2 separate regions of the Homo sapiens genome follow, and region 1 is linked to region 2. Evidence: read pairs that join two places in POLR2A ChIA-PET (ENCODE). Cell type or tissue: MCF 10A. All regions are shown on one strand.

The links. ChIA-PET counts read pairs that join two places held together with the same protein. Peaks named below come from ENCODE experiments on the same cell type or tissue, not always from the same donor. Only the 100,000 strongest peaks of a DNase experiment are listed, where the experiment ranks them.
Region 1: POLR2A ChIA-PET joins it to region 2 with 7 read pairs; 3 of 35 experiments call an interaction of 5 or more read pairs at or near these places.

Annotation. Positions count from the first base shown.
Region 1 is chr1:237,151,272-237,156,271 of GRCh38, reverse strand. The region is part of intron 1 of RYR2 (ryanodine receptor 2); the gene reads right to left. Among named protein-coding and RNA genes, the nearest start is that of RYR2, 110 kb to the right of the region's middle. In MCF 10A, no CTCF peak of the experiment used is centred here; DNase peaks (open chromatin) are centred at 1,921 and 3,201.
Region 2 is chr1:237,046,635-237,051,634 of GRCh38, reverse strand. All of the region lies in intron 1 of RYR2 (ryanodine receptor 2), which reads right to left. Among named protein-coding and RNA genes, the nearest start is that of RYR2, 7.0 kb to the right of the region's middle. In MCF 10A, no CTCF peak of the experiment used is centred here; no DNase peak of the experiment used is centred here.

The DNA.
Region 1 (5,000 bases), 100 kb before region 2:
AGTACCTTCACAATGTAGTGCAGCTATCTTACTATCCATTCTAGAACTTTCTGAGAATAGATTTTGTGGAGAATAGCACCTGGGTGGGGTCCCACGGAACACATTTTGAGAAACACTTGACATGATGGCCAGGAATACAGCAGAGGAAGAGGTCAGAGAACACAGAGCCCAAGCCACGATTGAAGGACCAGGGCAGGTCTCTCCAACAGAAAGAAGCCTAAATGTCTAACCAGAGTTAGAGAGGGAACACATGTGTGAGGTTCAGCAGAGGGAACAGCAGGGTAAATGCCCAGGATTAAGAGGGACAGCACATGATTAGGGCTATAAAAAATACTTACAGGCTCTCAGAAAGGGTGCCACCATATGTAAGGAAACAGCTGGTTAAATGGTGACGAGGTTGAACAATGAGATCACTTTATGCCTGTGTTGCCTTCCTCAATGCCATGGTGATGGTAAATTTTTATGCCTTCTAAGAGATTCTGAATTCAACTTCTCTTTTTAGGGGCAAGAATCAGTAACAATCCTAGCCATTCCCATTCATCCCAATGAGATATATAACTGCATATTTAATGATCAAAGGATCATTAAATAGCTGGTCCTACATAAACTACTAAATCATTTAGAAACAAACTGTAAGAACATTTAAATGAACATCAACATTATTTCGTGAAAGTTTAATAACTTGTCTTCCAATACAAAACTGGAAGTATCTCCCTTTAGTTTCCAATCAAATCATCTATCCTTTCCGCTCAATAAAATTCCAAAATGGAATCTAATTTCCCCTTTCTTTCTTAAATACGCCACTATTCGGCTCATGCCTGTAATCCCAGCACTTTGGGAGGTGGAGGTGGGTGGATCACAAGGTCAGGAGATCAAGACCATCCTGGCTAACATTGTGAAACCCCATCTCTACTAAAAAATACAAAAAATTAGCCGAGCGTGGTGGTGGGCGCCTGTAGTCCCAGCTACTTGGGAGGCTGAGGTAGGAGAGTGGCGTGAACTCGGGAGGTGGAGATTGCAGTGCGCTGAGACCGCACCACTGCACTCCAGCCTGGACAACAGAGCGAGACTCTGTCAAAAAAAAAAAAAAAAGAAAAGAAAAAAATATATATATACCATTATTCAGTAACAGTTCTTGGTTTCATGTATTAATTTATTTCACTTCCCTCTTTTGCTGGGGAGCTTAATTTGAGCAAACAAGGAGACAACAGTCACCAAAGAAAGCCCCAACATCCCTAAGGATCCTTGAGGCTTGGAAAGCAACTGGCGCCCAGTGGCATCTGAAGCTTAGTACAAGAGTAGAAAGTATGAACAATGAGAAAGTGTTTATTTTCTTTTCTGTAATGGGGCATTCTTCACCTTTATTGCTGACAAGAATGGTGGCCTGCTACAGAGGAACTTAAACAACTGTTTTGAGGAACTTTAACAACTGTTTTAAAAATCCTACTTCATCCTTAAAGCTAACAAGAAGAAAATAGGAAAAACATACATACATATAATACACTTTAAACAACATATATTATATATAATGAAGTCTATAAAATGTCCCTCTAGGGATAGGACGGAGGTCCAAATCTGTACAGGCCATTATTGAATTCTTTAGTTTAAAAACTACATTTTTTTTTGAGATAGGGTCTTGCTATGTTGCCCAGACTGGTCTCAAACCCCTATGCTCAAGCAATCCTCCCTCCTCAGCCTCATGAGTAGCTGGGATTACAGGCACACCACTGCACCTGCCTGAAAATCTACATTGTTTTTAGAAAGCTAGGTAAGCAGGTTTGGAGTGTTTCACTGACCAACCAAAAACTGAAAATAAGCTGCAACCGACTTTCCTCAGCCAATAGTCCTTCAAGCCTTGCAAGGGATATCTTCATCACTGAATCACTGCAGGTTTCAACATATCTCAGGCTGCCTGCACCAAAGCACTCGGCTCACAGCTCTTCAGAACAGCAATGAATCACACGCTTATCATTGGATAAAGCCTCTTATTTGTGTCATCATAAAATAACAATGGAGTACCAAACCAGCCCCACTAGGAGTGTTTGGAAACGTAAATCTAAATTGAAGAGAAGCCCAGAATCTTATTTGCATAAAAACTACATAACTCATAATCCGCATCCATAACTCCTGAGCTGCTTCCCACCAGGGATTTCACTGGAAGTTAGCAATGTTATCTTGTGACTGCAATGCAGCCCAGAGCCCCTCTTGCAAGTTGCAGTTTTTATTCCTACTCATCTCCCTCTTAAATTGCACTTATCAATTTATGACAAAGCTGCTTCCCAAGGTCATCCACCCTTTAAATCTACTGTCCTTTAGAATGAAAATTTTTGAAAGTCATGAGTACCAACCCAGAAAATTTTAAAAGTAGATAAAATCTACCTTTTCAGAATAAAAAACAAAACAAAAACCCTGTTTGCCTAGTAGCAAAACAGTATTTTTACAGCAGAAAACCACTTCTTTATTTCCAATACAAACACAGCCTTGGGGTAACTTAAATGAAAAATATGTAACAATTCAGAGAAGCATCATCTAAATTTATGTTGCTCATTTTCTACCTGTGGCCTAAAATAACGGTTTTGCAGATTGTCTGCAAAATTATTGGGAAAATTAAAAAAAAAAGATTTATTGATTATAGTTTATAACCTTCAACAACTATCCCTGCAAAAAAAAAATGCTACACATACACATCCCCCAGACTATCTATAACTGTTCCATGCCAGCTCAACTCAACATTAAATTCATTATTCCAAATGTATTGCATCAGTGCACCACAGTTATTTTATAGAAATATTATCGCCAAGTTGAACTGCCAGAATAATGATGGGTAATAAAGGTCCATCGTTATTTAAAACACACACACACAGAACAGTTTAGGTTTCAGTTAAAGACTTTCTAGGGAAGACCCTGTCTTCTGTTTGATCCCCTACCAACTTGTTCCTTTTATCTGTCCTACATCCATTAATAAAGCCACAAGTTACTCAACTGCCAACACTAGAAACCTTTAATTCTTCCTAATTCATTCCTTCCCCTCCCCCCAAATCTCAAAATCTTCACCGCTTTGTCTCTTGTTCATTCTTGCTCCAAATTGTCCATCACATACATCTACTCTTTGTCCAGACCTTCACTATCTCTCACCCATGCAAGAGCATCCTAATTGGTTTCCCTGTCTAAATACACACACTCTGACTCATCTTTTTAAAACACAAATCTGATTCAGCAACCAGCACAGTGACTGTTACCAAAGCCCTTAGAAAATGGCTGCTGGTGTCTGTTCATATCCTTTGCCCACTTTTTGATGGGGTTTTCTTTTCTTATAAATTTATTCAAGTCCCTTGTAAATTCTGGATATTTACACCTTTGTCAGATGGGTAACTGCAAAAATTTTTTCCCATTCTGCGGGTTGCCTGTTTGCTCTGATGATAGTTTCTTTTGCTGTCCACAGGCTCTTTAGTTTAATGAGATCCCATTTGTCAATTTCAGCTTTTGTTGCAATTGCTTTTGGTGATTTCATCATAAAATCTTTGTCCACGCCTATGTCCTGAATGGCATTGCCTAGATTTTCTTCTGGGGTTTTTATGGTTTTGGGTTTTACATTTAAGTCTTTAATCCATCTTGAGTTAATTTTTGTTTCATGCAGCCAACAAACGTGAAAAAAAGCTCAACATCACTGATGATTAGAGAAATGCAAATCAAAACCACAATGAGATACTATCTCATGCCAATCAGAATGGCGATTATTAAAAAGTCAAGAAACAACAGATGCTGGCAAGGCTGTGAAGAAATAAGAGCACTTTTACACTGTTGGTGGGAATGTAAACTAGTTCAACCATTGTGGAAGATAGTGTGCCAATTCCTCAAGGATCTAGAACCAGAAATCCCATTTGACCCAGCCATCCCATTACTGGGTATATACCAAAGGAATATAAATCATTCTACTATAAAGATACATGCACACATATGTTTATTGCACCACTATTCACAATAGCGAAGACATGGAACCAACCCAAATGCCCATCAATGATAGACTGGATAAAGAAAATGTGGCACATATACACCATGGAATACTATGCAGCCATAAAAAGGAATGAAATCATGTCTTTTGCAGAGACATGGATGAAGCTGGAAACCATCATCCTCAGCAAACGAACACAGGAACAGAAAACCAAACACCGCATGTTCTCGCTCATAAGTGGGAGCTGAACAATGAGAACACATGGACGCAGGGAGGGGAACAACACACACTGGGGCCTGTCGGTGGGGGCTAGAGGAGAGAGAGCATCAGGGCAAATAGCTAATGCATGTGGGTCTTAATACCTAGGTGACGAGTTGATGGGTGCAGCAAACCACCCATGGCACATGTTTATCTACGTAACAAACCTGCACATTCTGCACATGTATCCTGGAACTTAAAGCAAAGTAAAATTTAAAAAGAAAAGAAAATAGCTGCAAGATCAATGTCCATGCCACACCCCACTGCTTAAAAACCTTTGACTCTGTCCTTGGCCCACCACCATTTCCTAAAGGGTGTTGATTGTAAAGGTCCTCCTCTGCTCCTTCAGCAGTCATCATGACGTCTGCATCATTACACACAACAACAAAAACAATGGCTAAGTTAGCACTGGCTAAATACCGTATACCTTTTCAAGTACTTATATCCTCACCCAGCAGATGAGAAAACTGAAGTCTTAAGGAAATACAGATAGATTCCAAGTAGCAAACTCCTAACTTAGATCTTTCTGACTGAGTTCTATAATCATATCACTATCCTGCTTACAGCTCAGTTTTTCTTTACAGCAAGAAACATCACTTAATTTGAATTATTGCTAAATAACATCAGCAACCATTCAAAGAACATGTTGAGGGGTGTCTTATGCATCGCTAAGAGTCATTTTCTCTAGTCAAAACACAAAAACTTTGGGTGGCTGCCTCTGTTAGGGTGATTATTCCACCCTGACATATCCATTACTGGAACAGGCACATACTCGGTTTCTGTTTCAAGT
Region 2 (5,000 bases):
CCAACAGCAGTAGGTAGGCCACGGCGTAAAAAAGCTCTGATCTCCTGACTAGAAATGGTTACTCCTCAGGCTGATGCTGTATTTAAGATCAGAGGAACTCCTCTCAGCCTGTGGGACTATTCAAATGTGCCTTAAGAATGCCCTGTACAACCTCAAAAAGACATGTGGACACCATTGTTCCTGAATGCTGAGATGGTACAGGTTTGTTGCTGGTCCTGCCACTATCAAAATAGCATCTCTCAAAAGTAACTCACTCATGAGCCCCGAGGAGAGAAGAGGAGAGAAGACGAGAGGGGAGGGGAGGGGAGGGGAGGGAGAGAGATAAAGAGAAAGAGAGAGAGAGAGAGAGAGAAGGGGAGGAGAGGGTAGGGAACGGGAAGGGGAGGGGAAGGGGAGGGAAAGGGGAGGAAGGGGGGGGAGAGAAAGGGAAAGGGAGGGAAGGGAAAAGGAGGGAAGGGGGAAGGGAGGGGAGGGAAAGGGAAAGACAAAGGGAAAGGAACCATAAAAATAAAAACCCCAAAGCACTGGAAGAAATAACAGAGATCAACAGACAATTCACTGCTACACATGAACTAATTTAACTGAATTCTACACCACAGTCAAAATTGGTGAAAAAAAATATGGTGGAATATCTTTCATTCATTTGTGCACACATGTGTGCGTGTGTGTGAGACCGAACTTTCCTCATGTAAAGTTTCTTTGATTATGAAATAAATATAAACTCTAGCAAAAGCTAGAAGAATTTAAATCATAATTGCTTTTATTTTGAAAACCAGAAACCTGCTGTGGAAAAGAAGAGAATACAACTTCTAGTGGCTATCACCTCAGTGTGCTGTTCGGCTTCATTTTAACAATATCCCAATTGACTCAAGACTAAGGATATCATTTTTCCTGTAAGCTTTCTTTTTCTTTTCTTGATCTTCTCAAAATGTATCATTTCAGTTTATATCTTTGGTTATGCATTAAATATGAGTGAAATTCATGGGTTCCCATGTACATTATGAATCAGATTCTAAACTCAGGAGGAAAGAGAAACAATTAAAACTTCATTAGAAGCAGAATAAATGTGCAAAAACTCTTAAAATACCAAAAATGTTAAAGGAAAAAAAGTGCTTGCCATAGTAGAAAAACAAATTGGCCACATTGAATTGTTCCTTCCTTCATGGTGATGAGATGTGTGGGCCTGTGCCTCTCCCTCAGTGACCACATGCGGGTTTCCCCTGCACACTAAGAACCACGTGTCCCAGGGAGCAAATGTGTCCTCGTTCCCGCCTCAGCCCTTCCCAGACTCAGGAAGGCCCTGCCAGCCTCTGAGTTCCTATACACTTTCTCCTGTTCCACTCGCTTTCTTCTGCATCTATCTTGGCTCCACAGCTAGATTTCAGGTTTTCTTCCAGTAAATTGGCAGATACTCATCATCGGTTGGTGGGTGGTAAGTACCTGCACCCAGCCATCCAGGGGAGGTCTCCCTGGGTTCACGTGTCAGTGGCTCCTCTCTCTCTGTCCCCTACTTGGGTAACGAACATGAAAGCAATTACGTGTAGGTCCTCTGAACACTCCGTCACTAACAGGGAATGCCTTGGACTTCCATTTCATTGCAGCAACACCACTACAGAACTTTTGCAATAGAAACCAGGAAATATACCTTCCACATGGGCTTTGAGGCTGACTGTAACATTCTGGGAAACCCCAGAAACATGGGCCACTTCTTCACCAGCCAGGGAGAAGGTAACTATGGAAGCCAGAGAAGTACTTCACGGCTGGGACAATAGAGAGGATTTGCAAACAAGCTCACTAGGAGTTCAGTTACTAAATGGATCCGAACCTAAGTAGTCCCTAAGAGGGCTACTGACATGAGAGAATTCTTCTCCTAGCTCCTTCTAAATGCCTGTCTGCAAGCTTCTCTTATTGTTAACATCTCCTCTTCCCTGAAAGAAAACCACCCATCATCAAGAATCCTGGCTCAAAGCTTGTTGTCAGCTTTCAGGGCCTGTAATCCACCAGGATGAGGATTTCCAGGGACCCCAGGATCATTCAAAGCTTTTCTTTCCAGTCCCAGGGTGAGATTTTGTTATGCTCATCCTGCAGAATGGTTTGAGTCTGGTTGACCCTAAGACTACGAACATGACAATGGAAATTACCGCAAGTCCCTCTGAGAAAACAACCTCCCCATTTTACCTCTCTCAAACAAATCTCTATCTGACCCCACCAGCCCCAAGGTCACACAACCATTTGTTGGCAGGGTCCTCATCCCAATGTTCTTCCCGTGATTAATAAAGAGGAAAGTAAGGGGATGAAACTGATCCACTGGACACTCTAACAGTGCCCCTGGAAGTCACCTCACCCCCTGACAGCTGCTCATTTGAAATACAGCTTCTGACTCTAAACCAGTATTTCTTTTGGGCAGCCCTAATCACTCAGACTCAATTAATCCTTAATTTATTCTCTTACTCTCCTTTGTTCATTTGCTCTAGTGACTGTAACTTCCCTCTCTCTAATTGCCTTCTCCGGGTGTCCCCTCCCACTGGACCTGGGAGCCACTGCGGCCTCCCAAAGCAGCAATCATCACCTGGCCTCTCTCACCCTACACACCTCCGGTGTCCTCATCTCAGAATTTCACCCACCAACACTCCTACTCTTCTGCTTCCAGAAGAGATCTTACCTCTATTCTTCCACCCCCACTATCTTTGCCTACTTCCTTCATAGCAGGTTCCTTCTTTCTGCATTTGGACGCATTCAAGTGATGTTCACATTAAACTTGTGGGCAGGAGGATCCTTTCTCTTGTCCCGATCTTCTCCTTGCCACAAGATTTCTCTCAAGTCTGTCCTTGTAGTTAACAGTGCACCAAGCATCATGGGAAACCGATGCCCAACACGGTCCCAACTCACCCACAGAGCATCAGGGTCAGAGCATTCTCTGACCATTGCTTGAGTTTCCCAATCAGTTCCATACATTTTATTAATTATTAGTGATAAATGGTCGGAGAAAGGTAAAATCGGAATTGGTTAGAGTGATCCAAGAAAACTCTGTGTAGGATGAAAAGCATAAGCAAGGTATCAAGGGGCAGATCATAAAAGGCCAAGTAGAGAAATTAGACAGGATATGCAAGGATGTGAGCTGAGGCTGGGAGATGGACACGAGGGTTTCAGGAGGACTAAAATGGCAGGCGGATTCTAGGTGGGTTGCCGATTTGTTGCAGGAGGAAGGATGACGAAGGTTGAAATGAGTACTGGGATCAGAACAAGAAGCTAACGGAGTATGAAACACATCGAAATCTGAGTTGGATTGCAAAGAGAAACACGATGGGCTATGATGACAAATTAGATGCAGAAGAGAAGAAAGAGAACTAGACAAATGCATTGAGCCACTCCCATGAGCCAGGCACTGTTGTTCTAAGTCCGTAAAGCTAGGTGCTGGTGGATTCCGGCCTCAGACTCAGGTCTTCTGAAGGTTAGGATCACACTGGAGCCACAGCCACAAACGGCAGTGCCACTGATCAGCAGAGACACTAGGAAGGAAAGTCGCTTAGGGAACCGAACAGGCAATGATGTCAAGCTGGTGTTTCTGGGGTCCGAGAGGCAAGAGGGAAGTCTAAACAGAGGCTTGAAGTGAAGGCCCAGGGCTGTCGAATCTACGGTGGGTTTCTCCTACAAAAAAGAGTCGCTTTGGGAACATTCCTTTCATCTCTCTGGCTCTCAGAGCTGGATGAAGTCATTGTTAAGTCTTTTCAGACTCTGTTATTCAAGAGATCCCAGATTTTGTGACATAGATAAGCTCATGAAGGCAGAAGAGCCAGAACAGGAAATAGGACAGAATCTTTTGGGATAACCACACACTTGGAGTAAAAGGAATGAAAAGCACCTGGAAAAAGCATGATCAGAAATGTAAAAAATTACCCAGAAGGTACCATGTCCCCAAAGTCAAAAGAGTAGCTTCAAAAAGGAAAGTCAGGGTAGTAGAGCTTGAGAAGGAATCTAAGGGAATAGGGACAGAGAGGGACATTTAGACGTGGCAAGGAGGGAGTTACTGGCAACATCCTGGAAAGTAAATTGAAGAAGGAAGAGAAGCTAGATAATTACATGGAGAGGGGTACAAGCAGTGGGAGAAGACCACTTCTGCAGGAGGGGAGCAACCAAATAAGGTATCCGGGTCAAAGACAGACATTTTAAGATGGGAGAAATTAACAGGCTTCAAGATAAACCAGAAGGAGTAAGTGGATAGGGAGGCAAAAAAAAAAAAAAAAAGGCTAGAAAGGATGGATTCCAATCTTGGCTTCCAGGACCAAGATTCAGGCCATGTGAGGGACTGTAACATTAGAAAAGACAAAAGAAACCTCCTTTTCACTGGCTGGAAGGACAAGAGGACAGATTTGGAGACAGAACTCTATGAAGGTCAAGTTAAGGATAAAATGGAAAAGTGGGTTTAAATCTACTCTATAAAGAATGATGTGCTGGTAAACCTCCTTTCTGGAAATTCTTCACAGATTTTCATATACTCTCCATTACTAAATGCCACTAACTTGGAGTGTGACACTGGGCCAAGTCATTTGGCTTTCTGAGCTTTTGTTTCCTTATCTGCAATATCAGAGAGGCATGGGGTGGACAGGGTAATGTTTTCTAAAGGCCTCTTCCTACCCTAATGTTTTGGAGTTTGTTTATGCATTTTTCCTTCTGATTGCTCCATGCCATCCTCTATATCTATTCTTTGCAATTACAGCTGCAAACCACTTCCCTACTTATTTGGAATACTTCCTTAACATGCTATGCATACAGACGGTGTTCAACAAATGTTTTCTGAATTAATCTAATTCCCACAATGTCAGAGTTTCAGGAAAAATGTGTGCTTCATCACCTCTCCCTCTCTCCCGAAAGCTATCTAAAGAAGCACAGTCACCCAGTGCTGCTGGAGTCCTTTCTTGGGTAATTCAGCCGTGATAAAAACACTTATCTGAAGCCAAAGTACAAATACAATTGAATGTCAAATAAATTAGTGCCCTAAG